Regions from separate parts of the Homo sapiens genome. Here region 2 is linked to region 1. A link is a contact called in ENCODE Hi-C or POLR2A ChIA-PET data. All regions are on one chromosome and are shown on one strand. Each heading gives the region's core, a stretch centred on a gene start or an enhancer-like site at or near the end of the contact. The rest is flanking DNA. Distances are from core to core; before and after follow the strand shown. Region 1 overlaps BDP1 (BDP1 general transcription factor IIIB subunit). Region 2 overlaps MCCC2 (methylcrotonyl-CoA carboxylase subunit 2).

The links. Hi-C counts contacts between places; a loop is a spot of excess contacts on that map. ChIA-PET counts read pairs that join two places held with the same protein, here RNA polymerase II (POLR2A).
Region 2: a loop to region 1 is called in a map of left ventricle myocardium inferior, with 2.9 times the contacts of the local background. The contact joins two enhancer-like sites. A Hi-C loop is called at or near these places in 1 of 168 maps with a recorded cell type or tissue (left ventricle myocardium inferior). POLR2A ChIA-PET finds 5 or more read pairs at or near these places in 2 of 52 experiments (activated CD4-positive, alpha-beta memory T cell and activated naive CD4-positive, alpha-beta T cell).

Annotation. Positions count from the first base shown.
Region 1 is chr5:71,496,735-71,504,137 of GRCh38, forward strand. It overlaps BDP1 (BDP1 general transcription factor IIIB subunit), which reads left to right. Exons shown (of 39, transcript NM_018429.3): 13 at 536-692; 14 at 4,828-4,919; 15 at 5,865-6,057. Among named protein-coding and RNA genes, the nearest start is that of BDP1, 45 kb to the left of the region's middle. Within about 2 kb of position 2,842, at least 2 of the 41 ENCODE cell types and tissues checked have a DNase peak (open chromatin) inside an H3K27ac peak, as active enhancers do.
Region 2 is chr5:71,650,428-71,657,830 of GRCh38, forward strand. MCCC2 (methylcrotonyl-CoA carboxylase subunit 2) reads left to right here. Exons shown (of 17, transcript NM_022132.5): 16 at 2,242-2,327; 17 at 6,316-7,403. The coding sequence ends at 6,433. Among named protein-coding and RNA genes, the nearest start is that of CARTPT, 65 kb to the right of the region's middle. Within about 2 kb of position 2,849, at least 4 of the 41 ENCODE cell types and tissues checked have a DNase peak (open chromatin) inside an H3K27ac peak, as active enhancers do.

The sequences.
Region 1 (7,403 bases), core at 1,592-4,091:
GCCATGCATGGCTAATTATTGTATTTTTAGTAGAAACGGGGTTTCACCATGTTTGCCAGGCTGGTCTCGAACTCCTGACCTCAGGTGATCCACCTGCCTCAGCCTCCCAAAGTGCTGGGATTATAGGCGTGAGCCACTGCGCCCGGCCTTCCCATCATCATTTAATCTTACTTAATATTTCTTACGTTTTATCCTCACTGTATTGTATTGCATTTCATCTTATCCTCCCTATTATGAGTTGCTACCTTCAATATATACCAAAATCATGTCTATTTTGAAGTTATTTTCTGGATTTTAAATTTGTTTCATTTATCTGTTTATTCATATGTTAGTACCACACTGTTTTAATTACTGATGATGAATGGTGTATTTTTAATATCAGATAGAACAAGTTAGTCTCTTTAAGTTTTCTTTGCTACTCTTGTTCTAAGTAAGCTCTTAAAGGAGTTCTTCCTAATTCTCAGTAGGTTATTTTAGAAGTTCATTTGGACATGACTGCATGTTTGATGCTATTTAAATAATGTTAATTTTTCAGGGAAATTGATCAAACAGAAAATGTTAAACCAATGTTGAGAGGTCGCTTCCAAAGACCTAAACCCAATTTGTCAAGGGCTGGGAAGAAATCAGTTCTTTCACAAGGCAAAACAGAGTCAGAGAGCAAGAATTCACATTCAAAAACTTCAGTTGAAAAGGTATGGGGTAAGAGATTTCATGGAAATTAAAATTATAAAAATTTTCTTTAGATAGTTGGGAATAAAAGTTGTTGACTTGAAATTACAAAGTACTGTTACTGATATTAAAACAGATACAAGAACTTACATTAACATTAGATTTGTTCGTATCTTATTAGTCTCCTGTTTACACATTTTCTTTAACCTGGGATGTAATCATTTCAGATATCCTCAGTGGTGATAAATCTGTCTTCTGTTTACTTCTATAAAATTTTTATTTAAAATATTTCATAAACCAGCTATATATTAAATTCTGCCCACAACATTCTCATCTACACACAGGCAGTCTCATTTCTGTTTGTCTTTTACAAACTTTCTGTTTGTTTTTTCTGAGACAGGGTCTTGCTCTATTGCCCAGGCAACAGAGTCCAGGAGTGCAATGGCAGTATTATGGCTCTCTGCAGCCTCGAAATCCTGAGCTCAAGTGATTCTCCCACATCACCCTCCCCAGTAGCTGGGACTACAGGTGTGTGCCACCAAACCCAGATAATTTTTTTTTTTTTTTGAGACGGAGTCTCACTGTCTCCCAGGCTGGAGTGCAGTGGCGTGATCTTGGCTCACTACAAGCTCTGCCTCCCAGGTTCACGCCATTCTCCTGCCTCAGCCTCCTGAGTAGCTGGGACTGCAGGTGCCCACCACCATGCCCGGCTAATTTTTTGTATTTTTAGTAGAGATGGGGTTTCACCGCGTTAGCCAGGATGGTCTCTGTCTCCTGACCTCGTGATCTGCCTGCTTTGGCCTCCCAAAGTGCTGGGATTACAGGCGTGAGCCACCGCACCCGGCCTGATTTTCTGTTTTAAGTTAGCAAAAATTTGGAATGGAGTTTCACTGTGTTCACCAGGCTGGTTTCTAACTCCTGGCCTCAAGTGATTCTCCTGCCTCAGCTTCCCAGTGTGCTGGGGTTATAGGCATGAGCCAGCTCACCTGGTCAATAAATTTCTTTATTCTTTTTCTTTCTTTATTTCTTTTTTTTTTTGAGATGGAGTCTTGCTCTGTTGCCCAGGCTGGAGTGCAGTGGCACGATCTTGGCTCACTGCAGCCTCTGCCTCCCAGGTTCAAGCAATTCTTCTGCCTCAGTCTCCCAAGTAGCTGGGATTACAGGCATCTGCCACCATGCCTGGCTAATTTTTGTATTTTTAGTAGAGACAGGGTTTCACCTTGTTGGCCAGGCTGGTCTCGAACTCCTGACCTCATGTGATCCACCTGCCTCAGCCTCCCAAAGTGCTGGGATTACAGGCGTGAGCCACCACGCCTGCCGTCTTTTTTTTTTTTTTTTGACATAGGATCTCGCCCAGTCGCCCAGGCTGGAGTGCAATGGCATGATCCTGGCTCACTGCAGCCTCTGTCTCCCAGGTTCAAGCTATTCTTGTGCCTCAGCCTCCTAAGTAGCTGGGATTGCAGGCATGCACCACCACGCCCAGCTAATTTTTGTATTTTCAGTTGAGACGAGGTTTTGTCATGTTGGCCAAGCTTGTCTTGAATTCCTGACCTCAAGTGATCCGTGTGCGTTGGCCTCTCAGAATGCTGGGATTACAGGCATGAGGGCACCATGCCTGGCCAATAACTTTATCTATGTATGCACACATTTCTATAATTTTTAACCATAATGTGTATAATGTTTAAAACCTTTTTCTTTTCTTTGTTTTGTTTTTGAGACGGAGTCTCGCCCTGTCGCCCAGGCTGTGGTGCGATGGCGTGATCTCGGCTCACCGCAACCTCTGCCTCCTGGGTTCAAGAGATTCTCCTGCCTCAGCCTTCCAAGTAGCTGAGATTACAGGCGCGCGCCTCTATGCCCAGCCAATTTTTGTATTTTTAGTAGAGACTAGGTTTCACCATATTGAGCCACCGTGCCCTGCCAAAACCTTTTTCAGCTGACCACGGTGGCACACACCTGTAATCCCAGCACTTTGTGAGGCCAAGGCTGGTGGCTTACTTTAGGCCAGGAGTTTGAAACCAGCCTGGCCAACATGGCGAAATCCCATCTCTACTAAAAATACAAAAAAATTAGCTGGGCATTGTGACACATGCTTGTAATCCCAACTACTCGGGAGTTTGAGGCAAAAGAACCACTTGTACCCGGAAGGGAAGAGGTTGCATTGAGCCAAGATTGCACCACTGCACTCCAGCCTGGGCAACAGAGCGAAACTCTGTCTCAAAAAAATAAAAAATTAAAAAAAAACCCTTTTCCTCTGAAACTATTAATTTACATTTTTTTGGGTCCAATTGATCTTTTTAATAGCTGTGTCATGTTAACATGTTATTGATTTACCTAATCAGTTCTCTACTAATGGATGTTCAGATTGTTTCTATTTTTGTTTGTTTTTTTAACTCTTGTACATTAGAAGCAAACAATTTTGTAAGTAAGGCTTTCTCAAGGAAACAAAGTATAAATTTCTAGAGACGGGTGGGATCGTTGGGTCAAATAATGTTTTAAATATTTTTGTGATTCTTGTTATGCATTGTCTTTTGTTATTTGTTATTTTTATTACTTTAAAAAATTTTCTGGTATGTCTGAGTCTCCTGAATTGTTATGCATTGTGAAACTGACAGTCATAAATAATCTATTTACATTGCTAAATGAATCTTTCTGTTTCCTTATAACTTTTCCAGAATTCTATTGTTACCATTTTTTTTAAACTAAAACACTTTTTAAGATGTTGGTTTGCTTCTTTTCCTGTTTTGTGAAATATCTTTTATCATAATCTTTATAGTACAGTTACATTATTCTAATCTTATGTTTATTGAATTGTAGAAAATTTGGAAAATACAGATTCATGTAAAAGTTAAAACAAAAATTACTTGTAATTTTTTTCTTTACCTTTTTTTCTTTGAAGTGTTGTAATCTTGTTTCTTTTTTTTTTTTTTTTTTTTTTTTTTGAGGTTTAGTTTCACTCTTGTTGCCCCAGCTGGAGTGCATGGTGTGATTTCGGCTCACAGCAACCTCCGCCTCCTGGGTTCAGGCGATTCCCCTGCCCTCAGCCTCCTGAGTGGCTGGGATTACAGGCATGCGCCACCATGCCCGGCTAATTTTTTGTATATTTAATAGAAACGGGGTTTCACCATGTTAGCCAGGCTGCTCTCGAACTTCTGACCTCAGGTGGTCCACCTGCCTCAGCCTCCGAAAGTGCTGGGATTACAGGCGTGAGCCACCATGCCCAGCCATTCCTTCTAATACTTGTAATTTCATTATTCCCTTGCAACCAATCTTTTCACATATCTCCTTACAGATTTTCTTTTACACAACTGAATCATGGTTTCAATACAGTTTTGTATCCTTTGGTAATTAACATTTCAGAAATATTTTTCTGAAATATTTAGTGTGATTCCATTTTTCTTAAAAAAAAAAAATGTACATCAGGTGTGGTGGCTCACACCTGTAAGCCCAGCCCTTTGGGAGGCTGAGGCGGGCTAATCACCTGAGCCCAGGAATTTGAAACAAGCCTGGGCAACATGGCAAGATCTGGTCTCTACAAAAAATGAAAAAATTAGCTGGGCATAGTGTGCACCTGTAGTCCCAGCTACTCAGGAGGCTGAGGTGGGAGGATCACCTGAGCCTTGGGGGTCAAGGCTGCAGTGAGCTATGATCATGTCACTGTACTCTAGCCTGGGCGACAGAGCATGACCCTGTCTCAAAAAAAAAAAAAAAATTCTCATCTGCATTTAGGATTTTTAGAAAATCTCCTCTAGTTAGAAGTACAAAAAATGAAGTTCTTATTTATTCATTTATTGAGATGGAGTCTCACTCTGTCACCCAGGCTGGAGTATAGTGGTGTGACCTCGGCTCACTGCAACCTCTACCTTTTGCGTTCAAAGAATTCTCCTGCCTTAGCCTCCCAAGTAACTGGGACTACAGGCACACGCTGCCATGCCTGGCTAATTTTTTGTATTTTAGTAGAGACAGTTTCACCATGTTCCCCAGGCTGGTCTTGAACTCCTGAGCTCAGGCAATCCGCCTGCCTTGGCCTCCCAAAGTGCTAGGATTACAGGCTTGAGCCACCGTGCCCGGCCAGTTCTGTTGTTTTAATTTCCATTTGTTTATTACAAAGTTTGAACTGTTTATTGTAAGTAGATAAATTGTAGCAAATTAAATTCACAGAACCACGTGGAAAAAGATAAAATGAATACATTGGACATTTTGAGAATGGAGACTACAGAGAGAGAGAATCCAGAAGCTGAAACTGTATCTGTGTGAGTATTCAGGAAGTAGTAAAAAAAAAAAAAAAAAAAAGTAACTCTTAGGAATGATGGTAATAATTTGTTTTCTACTTAATAAGGTCTGAATTTAATTTTCAAGCAGCATACTTTAAGTTCGTTTTCAACCATAGGTGGTTTTGAAACATTCATAATACTCTCTCTGCTTGATATTGCTTATATAAATTTTATGAGTCTATTGAGTTAGCCATTACATTTGAATGTTTACAGTATATGCCCCTGGATAATTTTATTTATACTAAGAGATTTTAAAAGGGAATATTTAACTTGAAATAGAAATCTAAAATAGAATGTGAATCTGACTGGTGGATTCTGGGCTCTTCCAGGGGTTACCATTTATACTATGATTTGGGACTAATCCCCTGGAGTTCTACATTATTCTATAGTATCCTTAGTCAGGAGTAGTATTCTATGCTTGGCAGATGTAGATTTTTCCAATTTTGTAATAAAATTCTATTTAAAAGTGCTTTTTCAAGAGGGCTTCCAGGATTATGTCTTTTTTTTTCTCTCTCTTTTTTTTTTTTTTTGAGATGGAATCTCGCTCTGTCACGTAGTGGTGCAGTCTCTGCTCACTGCAACCTCTGCCTCCCGGTTTCAAGCGATTCTTCTGCCTCAGCCTCCCAAGTAGCTGATATTGCAGGCGCCCACCACCACACCTGGCTAATTTTTGTATTTTTAGTAGAGACAGGTTTAACCATGTCGGCCAGGCTGGTCTCGAACTTCTGACCTCAAATGATTCGCCCGCCTCGGCCTCCCAAAGTGCTGGGATTACAGGTGCGAGCCACTGCGCCCGGGCGGATTATGTCTTTTCAGGAAACTTGTGAATTATTTCATATTCCAAATGGTTTACTTATTCATGCCAGGGAGAAGGAAATTGGTGACTTCAAAATAAACATTAATTTTATTTCTTTGTGGTTCTAGTTTGGGTGAAAAAAATTGTCTGCAGGAAGGGAGTCAACTAAAGGCTTTAAGACCTGTACAAGTGAGGGGCCGATTGCAAAAGCCAAAGCCAAATGCAGGTAAAGCTGCTGAAAGAAAAGAAATTCTCATATCACAGGAAGAAATTGGGGCCAATGTAGAGAAGAATGAAAATGAATCCTGTGCTGATAGAGATGTAAGTACTCTGATTCCTCCTCACATTTTTGGTAAGCAAGTACATGAGCCTTAATATAAGCTTCCCTTCACCCACATACTTACATACATACATACATACATTTATTTATTTATTTATGACGGAGTCTTGCTCTGTCGCCCAGGCTGGAATGCAGTGTCGCGATCTTGCCTCACTGCAACCTCTGCCACCCAGGTTCAAGTGATTCTCCTGCCTCAGCCACCTGAGATCGTGCCACCGCACTCCAGCCTAGGCGACAGAGCAAGACTCTGTCTCAAAAAAAAAAAAAAAAAATTCACATGATCTATAATGTTTTTGTATTTTTAGTTGTGCGACTGCAGGCTCACACCACCACGCCTGGCTAATTTTTGTATTTTTAGTAGAGACAGTGTTTTGCCATATTGGCCAGGCTGGTCTCAAACTCCTGACCTCAGGTGATCCACCCGCCTTGGCCTCCCAAAGTGCTAGGATTACAGGCATGAGCCACTGTGCCCAACCCCTTTACCCCCTTTTCAAAACAGTACTGCACAATTTGTGTGCATCATTTATTACATTTTTGGTCAAAATCTCATAGCCAGCAGCTTTGCTAGTTGTAAAGCCATTTTAGATTTTGGGCATTTACATGATAGATAATCTGTTTCACCTGACCTCATATTTGGAGTTGCTTTTCCGTATCACTTAGTGGATGTTTGAATTAATCTTTTGTTTTGAAGAAATAAGTACATATGTGAGTTTTAACATTGGCTTAAACAGCATAAAGTGTTAAAAGCTCCCTAGTAAGATACAATTCCAAGAACAAAGACTGTGAATTTTAGATTATTTACATAGCCTTTGTGATAAAGATAAAAGTTGTCATGTTTTGAGATTTCAATTTCTTATAATTCCCATGGTCTCTAGGCCAGGCATGGTGACTCATGCCTGAAATCCCAGCATTTTGGGAGGCCGAGGTGAGAGGATTGCTTGAGGCCAGGTGTCTGAGACCAGTCTGGGCAACATAGTGACACTCTGTCTCTACAAACAAAAATTTTTTTAATTAGCTGGGCTTGGTGGTGTGCTCCTATAGTCCCAGCTACTTGGGAGGCTGAGGCAGGAGGATCAATTGAGCCCAGGAGTTCAAGCCTCCAGTGAGCTATCTATAATTATGCCGTTGCACTCTAGCGTGGGTGACAGAGTGAGACCCTGTCTTAAAAAAAAAAAATTCTGACCAGGCGCAGTGGCTCATGCCTGTAATCCTAGCACTCTGGGAGGCCGAGGTGGGCGGATCACGAGGTCAGGAGATTGAGACCATCCTGGCTAACACGGTGAAACCCCTTCTCTACTAAAAATACAAAAACGTTAGCTGGGTGTGG
Region 2 (7,403 bases), core at 1,599-4,098, 150 kb after region 1:
AGAATTTCCAAGAAAACACTTTTTTATTTTATTTTTATTTATTTTTAAAATTTTTGAGACAGAGTCTCGCTCTGTCACCCAGGCTGGAGTGGAGTGCCGCAATCTCGGTTCACTGCAGCCTCCACCTCCTGGGTTCAAGCAATTCTCATGCCTCAGCTTCCTGAGAAGCTGGGATTACAGGTGTGTGCCACCACGCCAGGCTAATTTTTGTATTTTTATTTATTTATTTATTTATTTTTGAGACAGAGTCTCGCTTTGTCGCCCAGGCTGGTGTGCAGTGGCACGATCTCGGCTCACTGCAAGCTCCGCCTCCCAGGTTCACGCCATTCTTCTGCCTCAGCCTCCCGAGTAGCTGGGACTACAGGTGCCCATTACCATGCCTGGCTAATTTTTTTGTATTTTTAGTAGAGATGGGGTTTCACTGTGTTAGCCAGGATGGTCTCGATCTCCTGCCCTTGTGATCCACTCGCCTTGGCCTCCCAAAGTGCTGGGATTATAGGCTTGAGCCACCGCGCCCGGCCTAATTTTTGTATTTTTAGTAGAGACAGGGTTTCACTATGTTGGCCAGGCTGCTCTCAAACTCCTGACCTCAAGTGATCTGCCCACCTCCCAAAGTGCTGGGATTACAGGTGTGTGCCACCATGCCCAGCCAAGAAAACACTTTAGAAACTGACAGTAAGTATCTGAGGCATAAAGATGTTTGATTCTTAGTCATTTGTACTTAGTGAGATTTAAATAAGTCTGATGTACTACTTTGATTTTATGACCAAAAGCAGCAGAATTTTGTTCTTTCTATTTTACTTTTAGATTGTTGTTAAGGATACCCTGAGTGGGAGGGCTCCGTCATCTATTGAGAATTGAATAACATTATCCTGTGTATAAATGAAGAAAAATGGAAAGGGCAGTGGAAACTTGATGAAAGGCAGATCAGCAAGCGGCTGCTTTTAAAATGAATTCTTTTGTTTGTGTCTCTGTTGGAGATTGTTTGAAATTTTGCATTAATTTTTATTAGTTACAACTTTTAACTCCTGTGTAAGCACCAAGTATGAAGATGATGGTTGTGTGTTCCTGAAGTTGCTTAGGTACACTGTTGTCTCATTATGGGAAGGGATGGAATGGAGGGAGCCCTGTCTGCTCTGTGCAGGAATCATCAGGTCTTCCACCTAGATTGTGGAGTGAGGTACTGCCTCCCTGAATGCATCCATCCATGCCTCACATCCCTAGTTGTCTTTTCCAAGCACTCGGAACTCTGGAGACTTACATTGAGGTTTCAGATTCACTTTAGTACCTACTAGTATCAAAGGAAACAGATAGCTTTGCTTTTGTGCGAGTGGTTGGGGTGTGGGTGTGTGGGTGGGGGAGGTGAGATATGAAATTCTACCTGATACTTCAAAGACATGTCTGAAACTCTATGAAGCCTAGCATGGTGATCTCTTATTAAGTAGTTGTTCTTTGATTACTTCAATATACAGATACTTGAATTCATTCATTTTTATACAGGAAAGGAAAGCACAGTGTGTTAATGGTTCTCCCTCAGAATTCGTGACCTAGAAAATGATATTAAGGTATTAGCATATTTACGTAAAAGAAGGTAGAGTTTATTTGAAATAAGTCTTTGTTTCTGCTGTCGAGTTGCTTTTTGAGTTGAAAGTATTTTTCAGGGTTTCAAATTAAGTTCTGAAGATTTTTACATCTGAATTAATTATCACTTGATCCTTGTAATACTGATGGGAAGGCTGTGAAATTCTTAATTAGGGGAAAATATCTCTCAGTTCTCTGGGAACTTGACTGAAAAGGTTATTCAAGATTTGGTTGGTATTTTACCCCTTTAAGCTTAAACATTTAAGCTTAAGTTTTAAATTTTGGCTATTTTAAATGAGAATCTCATACTTTTCCACATTCTTAACTGGAGGTTGCTAAGTGTAATGCAGCCCTTTTGTTGGGTTGTATAATTCACATCTATTATTGTACCTTGCTGTGATACACAGTACCCTGGGCTTTCACCTTACGTGAAATAGCCTCAGGATATTGTCTCTGTTAGGAGAGATGGGATGGGGCACTAACTTGATACTCATGTCTTAGCGTGTATGTTAATGATCACTTGTAATTTATACATCACTATGCACATGTTAGATGTAACATTATTATTCATGACATCTGTTGTTTCTTTTGAATTGAGATGATCTAAACAGGGCCAGTTGTTCACTGAAGCTGACTTACTCATGGCCTCTTTTCCTTTAGTTCTCCAGTGCTGATGAAGCGGCTTTAAAAGAGCCCATCATTAAGAAGTTTGAAGAGGAAGGAAACCCTTACTATTCCAGCGCAAGGTGGGGGCCAGAACATCACTAACTCTCTGATGGGTGCAGATGGCAGTCAGAGGAACAGCTTTACAGAGCTCTGTGTAGTTGAGATGGTCCAGCATTCATAGGAACTGGAAAATAACATTTGGACACACTTAATTTTGTACTGTTGTTTCTTTACAATCTGAATGGCTACTGCTGAAATGCCACCCCTCCTCCCAGCATCCCTGCACTGTGGACTCACCACCAGTGGTCTGATTCTCGCTTCCCTTGTCTTCCCCCTAGTTGAGGTGTCTGGGGCCTGGAGGGGTCCTGCAGCCCAAGGTGGGCCATGTTAGGAGCCGAGAATAAGTTATAAGCTTGGCTGTGTTACTTCAGAAGTTCTAATTTTTGCTTAAAAACCCCTCTCCTTGATCATTTTGTTTTTACCCCATTTTAAACATGAGATTGGTTGAACACTTACTGGCATTTGTTGACAAGTATGCTTGTACGTTTGAAAGGTGATTAGTCACTGCCAGGGTCTGTGTGTCGGCGCCAAATAATTACCTCACAGACCATTGCCGCTGTTGGCTCGGTTTTTTTCTTACACCACTTAATGAGGTAATAAATTATCATGCCTGTCCCAGCTGAAGACCTGCTGGTGCCTGCTTTCACATCTTTCTTCAACAACTTTAGTGTTCTGCATTCCGAAGACTAATCTAAGCTTCATGTCTTCCTTTCATCCCTTGGGCAGATGGAAAAAAGAAAGTAACTCTTTCTGCATCTTGTAAAATTAGCTTATGTTGTAATTTATGCTGGCGAAGGCAAACTGGAGAGGAGAGGGGAGAGAAAAGAAAATCAGGCCAGGCACAGTGGCTCACACTTATAATCCCAGCATTTTGAGAGGCCAGGGCGGGCAGATTGCTTGAGCCCAGGAGTTCGAAACTAGCGGGGCAACATGGTGAGACCCAGTCTCTACAAAAAATATACAAAAATTAGCCAGGCGTGATGGTGTGCACCTGTAGTCCCAGCTACTCAGAAGGCTGAGGCAAGCAGATCAGTTGAACCTGGGAGGTCAAGGCTGCAGTGAGCCGAGATCATGCCACTGTGCTCCAACCTGGGTGACAGAACAAGGCCCTATCTCAAAAAAAAAAAAAAAAAGCAAAAGTTAGAGTCCATTACAATCATTTGAATGGTTCCTTGGTGGATACAAAGACAAAACATACTGATTTTCAAGAACATAATTAGTTTGAGGAGATAAATAATACCATTTGGGTGTGTGTATGTGTTTTTGTTTTTGTTTTCTTTAAAGACAGAGTCTCACTCTGTTGCCCAGTTTGGAGTGCAGTGACGTGATCTCAGCTCACTGCAATCTCTGCCTCCCGGACTCAAGCAATCCTCTTGCGTCGGCCTCCAAAGCTGGGACTACAGACATGTGCCACCACACCTGGCTAATTTTTTTGTATTTTTTGTAGAGATGGGGTTTCACCATGTTGGCCAGGCTGGTCTTGAATGCCTGAGCTCAAGTGATCCTGCCTCGGCCTCCCAAAGTGCTTGGATTACAGGCGTGAGCCACCTGTAATCGTGGCTGGCCAATATTTGGGAATTTTTAAAGGTTTTTTGCTGAATATATATTTTTACAAACAAATTTACAGGTATATTTTATTGTGGTGGTTTGATTCATTTAATTAAGAACAAAATATTTTATAGTCTTTGAGAGCTAAACATGTTCCTGATTTTATCATCGTGTAAACAGACATATAGTAGCCAGTAAATGGAAAGAAGCAATAGAAAGCCGTATAAGAGGTTTGAGATGAAATATAAAATATATATTGTTAAGCTTTTCTATAGTTTTTTTTTTCCACATAAGATTTTGACTGAAATACACAGGGACAGCTGAAATATTAAAGTTTGAAAAATTGTGTATTTTGTGTGAGCTGTTAGCTTGTTTTTCAGCCCTGGCTAAGATAAATCATCTCTTGAGAAAGATTGCATCTTTTATTATTTTCATACTAACATTATTATTATTTTTTAATGGATTACATTCAAGGCAGAAGAGTAAATGGCCCAGAGAGACTTATCTTTGGAAATAAATGTTAACAGACAGTAAAGTTTTCTGTGGATCTGTAGATTTTTTTTTTTTTTTTTTGAGACAGAGTTTCTTGTTGCCCAGGCTGGAGTGCAATGGCATGATCTCGGCTCACTGCAACTTCCGCCTCCTGGGTTCAAGGGATTCTCCTGCCTCAGCCTCCCGAGTAGCTGGGATTACAGGCGTGTGCCACCACGCCTGGCTAATTTTGTATTTTTAATAGAGATGGGGTTTCTCCATGTTGGTCAGGCTTGTCTCGAACTCCCAACCTCAGGTGATCCACCCGCCTCGGCTTCCCAAAGTACTGGGATTACAGGCATGAGCCACTGCACCTGGCCAGATCTGTAGATGTTTAACCCTTCTGTTGAAACAGCTGGTGGCATGGAGACAGCAGCTTTCTTTCAAAGCTGAAAGGATTTCCAAGCCAGTTTATGGTACCTTCCTTGGGTTTAGTAAATCTCAGCTTCACAGTAAAATTCCCTGGCCTGCTTAGGTTTGAACATGGCTAGATCTGTCTTTTCAGAGACAGAGCTTGTTATTATCAGTTACTGAAACCTACAATGTTTTCCTTAATCCTAATAGGTTACATATGTAGCGTGCCAATTTGCTTCTGCTCAGTTGTTTTTATAATCAAACTTTTATCCGGCATTTCATTAGTGCCTCTTACCTGGGGCAGTCTTTTTAATGAACATTATTAAGCAGCCCCTTCATCACCATGCTTGCTGTGCTGCAGGCTTCAGAGGGAGTGTAATCAATTCACCTGGTTGCAGATGACAAGAGTGGCTTTCTTTTTATTGGGTGTTGATACTTTAGGGTCCCTATTATGAATGTTTTATGAGCAAAGGTTTGATTCATGTCTGTCAATGTAAGAATGGTTTAATAGTTGATGCCAGGTTCAGATACCGAAGGGAGTTTATATAAAAAAAGCAAACTGCCACCTACTAATAACCTTTAAAAAGTAATATTTCTCAGTCATTTTTCGTTATACATTTGAGGTTGTCAATGAGAAGGAAACTAAAATTTCTACTTAAAAGTTTCTTCTGCAAGCAGTTTAAAGTTATTGTTTTTCCTATTGTAGCAAAAAATAAAGACCTACATTTGAAGGTATCTATTTTATTAATAAAATGTACTGAAGCTGGCCGGGTGTGGTGGCTCACGCCTGTAATCGCAGCACTTTGGGAGGCTGAGGTGGGCGGATCACCTGAGGTCAGGAGTTCAAAACTGGCCTGGCCAACATGGCGAAACCCCGTCTCTTCTACAAATACAAAAATTAGCCAAGTGTGGTAGCGCACTCCTGTAATACCAGCTGCTAGGGAGGCTGAGGCAGGAGAATTGCTTGAACCCAGAGGGCGGAGATTGCAGTGAACTGAGATCGTGCCACTGCACTGCACTCCAGCCTGGGTGACAGAGCGAGACTCCATCTCAAAAATAATAATAATAATAAATAAGATAAAATGTACTGAAGCCTATTCAATAATTTTCATAGTTTCTTAAGAGTTTGGATGGGGGTTGGGGAATATACATTTTCCAGTAAAGTTTGAGGTTATTACCTGGGTATATGTGGTTCTGCATATTAATGACAGAATACACCAACTTGGCTTATATATTTGTGTGGGAAGAAAAGGAATAGGAAAATTTTTCCTGAAATAAGTAAACGTATTGTCAAATTAGGGGTTACTTTGAGATCTCTTATAAAAGTAGTTCCTTAAGCCTTAAGCCTGACATGACATTCTGTGGTGGCCTGGGATGAAGGTCATATCATTTTTTTCCACGTTTTCCCCCTCTGTCTTGAACGTAGTTTCTGTTGTGAGATTATGGTACATGGATGCTAATCAGTAGATCCATATATTACCTGAAGGAAAACTTCCTTGGCATTTCTGCACATGGAGAGTGTATAAATGGTAGTTTGGTGGTAAATTCATAACTCTTTTTTTGTTCTTTTGTCAGGGTATGGGATGATGGGATCATTGATCCAGCAGACACCAGACTGGTCTTGGGTCTCAGTTTTAGTGCAGCCCTCAACGCACCAATAGAGAAGACTGACTTCGGTATCTTCAGGATGTAACTGGAATAAAGGATGTTTTCTGTTGGACATGTACTGAAAATTAACACATGTAGTAGCCTTAAAATTTTAGACTTCTCGAACATGAGGCTGTTACAGTAATTTTTTTAACACTGTGCATTGTACTTTTCTACCTTAAAAAAATCAGTGAGGATATTTATTTAATGAACATCAATTCCTTTTAAATTTTCTTAGAGAAATTTCTCTGTGGCTCAGTTTTACCACCCATAAAGCGGAGACAGTAATTTACGGTTATCCTTTCTGACCCACAAAGTATGAAAAGTTCTGTAATCTGTAAACTCAGTTCTGTAATCTGTATTATTGAGATGATTAATATAAAGTTGTATTTTCACTGAAATGATTGTTTTGCTGGTTATGCTTGGTGATATTTTAGCGGGCTTATTTTTGAAAGGCATCTGTTACTTCAGTGGCATAAAGTGCCCTCACACTGCTGTGCAGCCATCACCACCATTCATCTCCAGAATTTGTTCTCAGTCCCAAACTGAAACTATACCATTCAAACAACAGCGCTCCCCATTTCCCCCTCCCCCGAGCCCATGACATCTCCTTATTATTATTTTTTTTTTGAGACAGGGTGTTTCTCTGTTGCCCAGGCTGGAGTGCGGTGGTGTGATCTCGGCTCACTGCAGCTTCCACCTCCCGGGTTCAAGCGATTCTTGTGCCTCAGCCTCCCAAGCAGCTGGGACTATAGGCACGCACCACCACACCCAGCTAAGTTCTGTATTTTTAGCAGAGACGGGATTTCACTAGGTTGCCCAGGCTGGTCTCAAACTACTGACCTCAAGTGATCCACCCGCCTCGGCCTCCCAAAGTGCTGGGATTACAGGTGTGAGCCACCGCGCCTGACCACATCTCCTTATTCTTAAATGTATGTGTTTCTCATGGTTTGATTTATTCTTGCTGGGCCATTTCAGCCCCTGTCATGGCTTCACTCGCCATCTAAATGCAGATG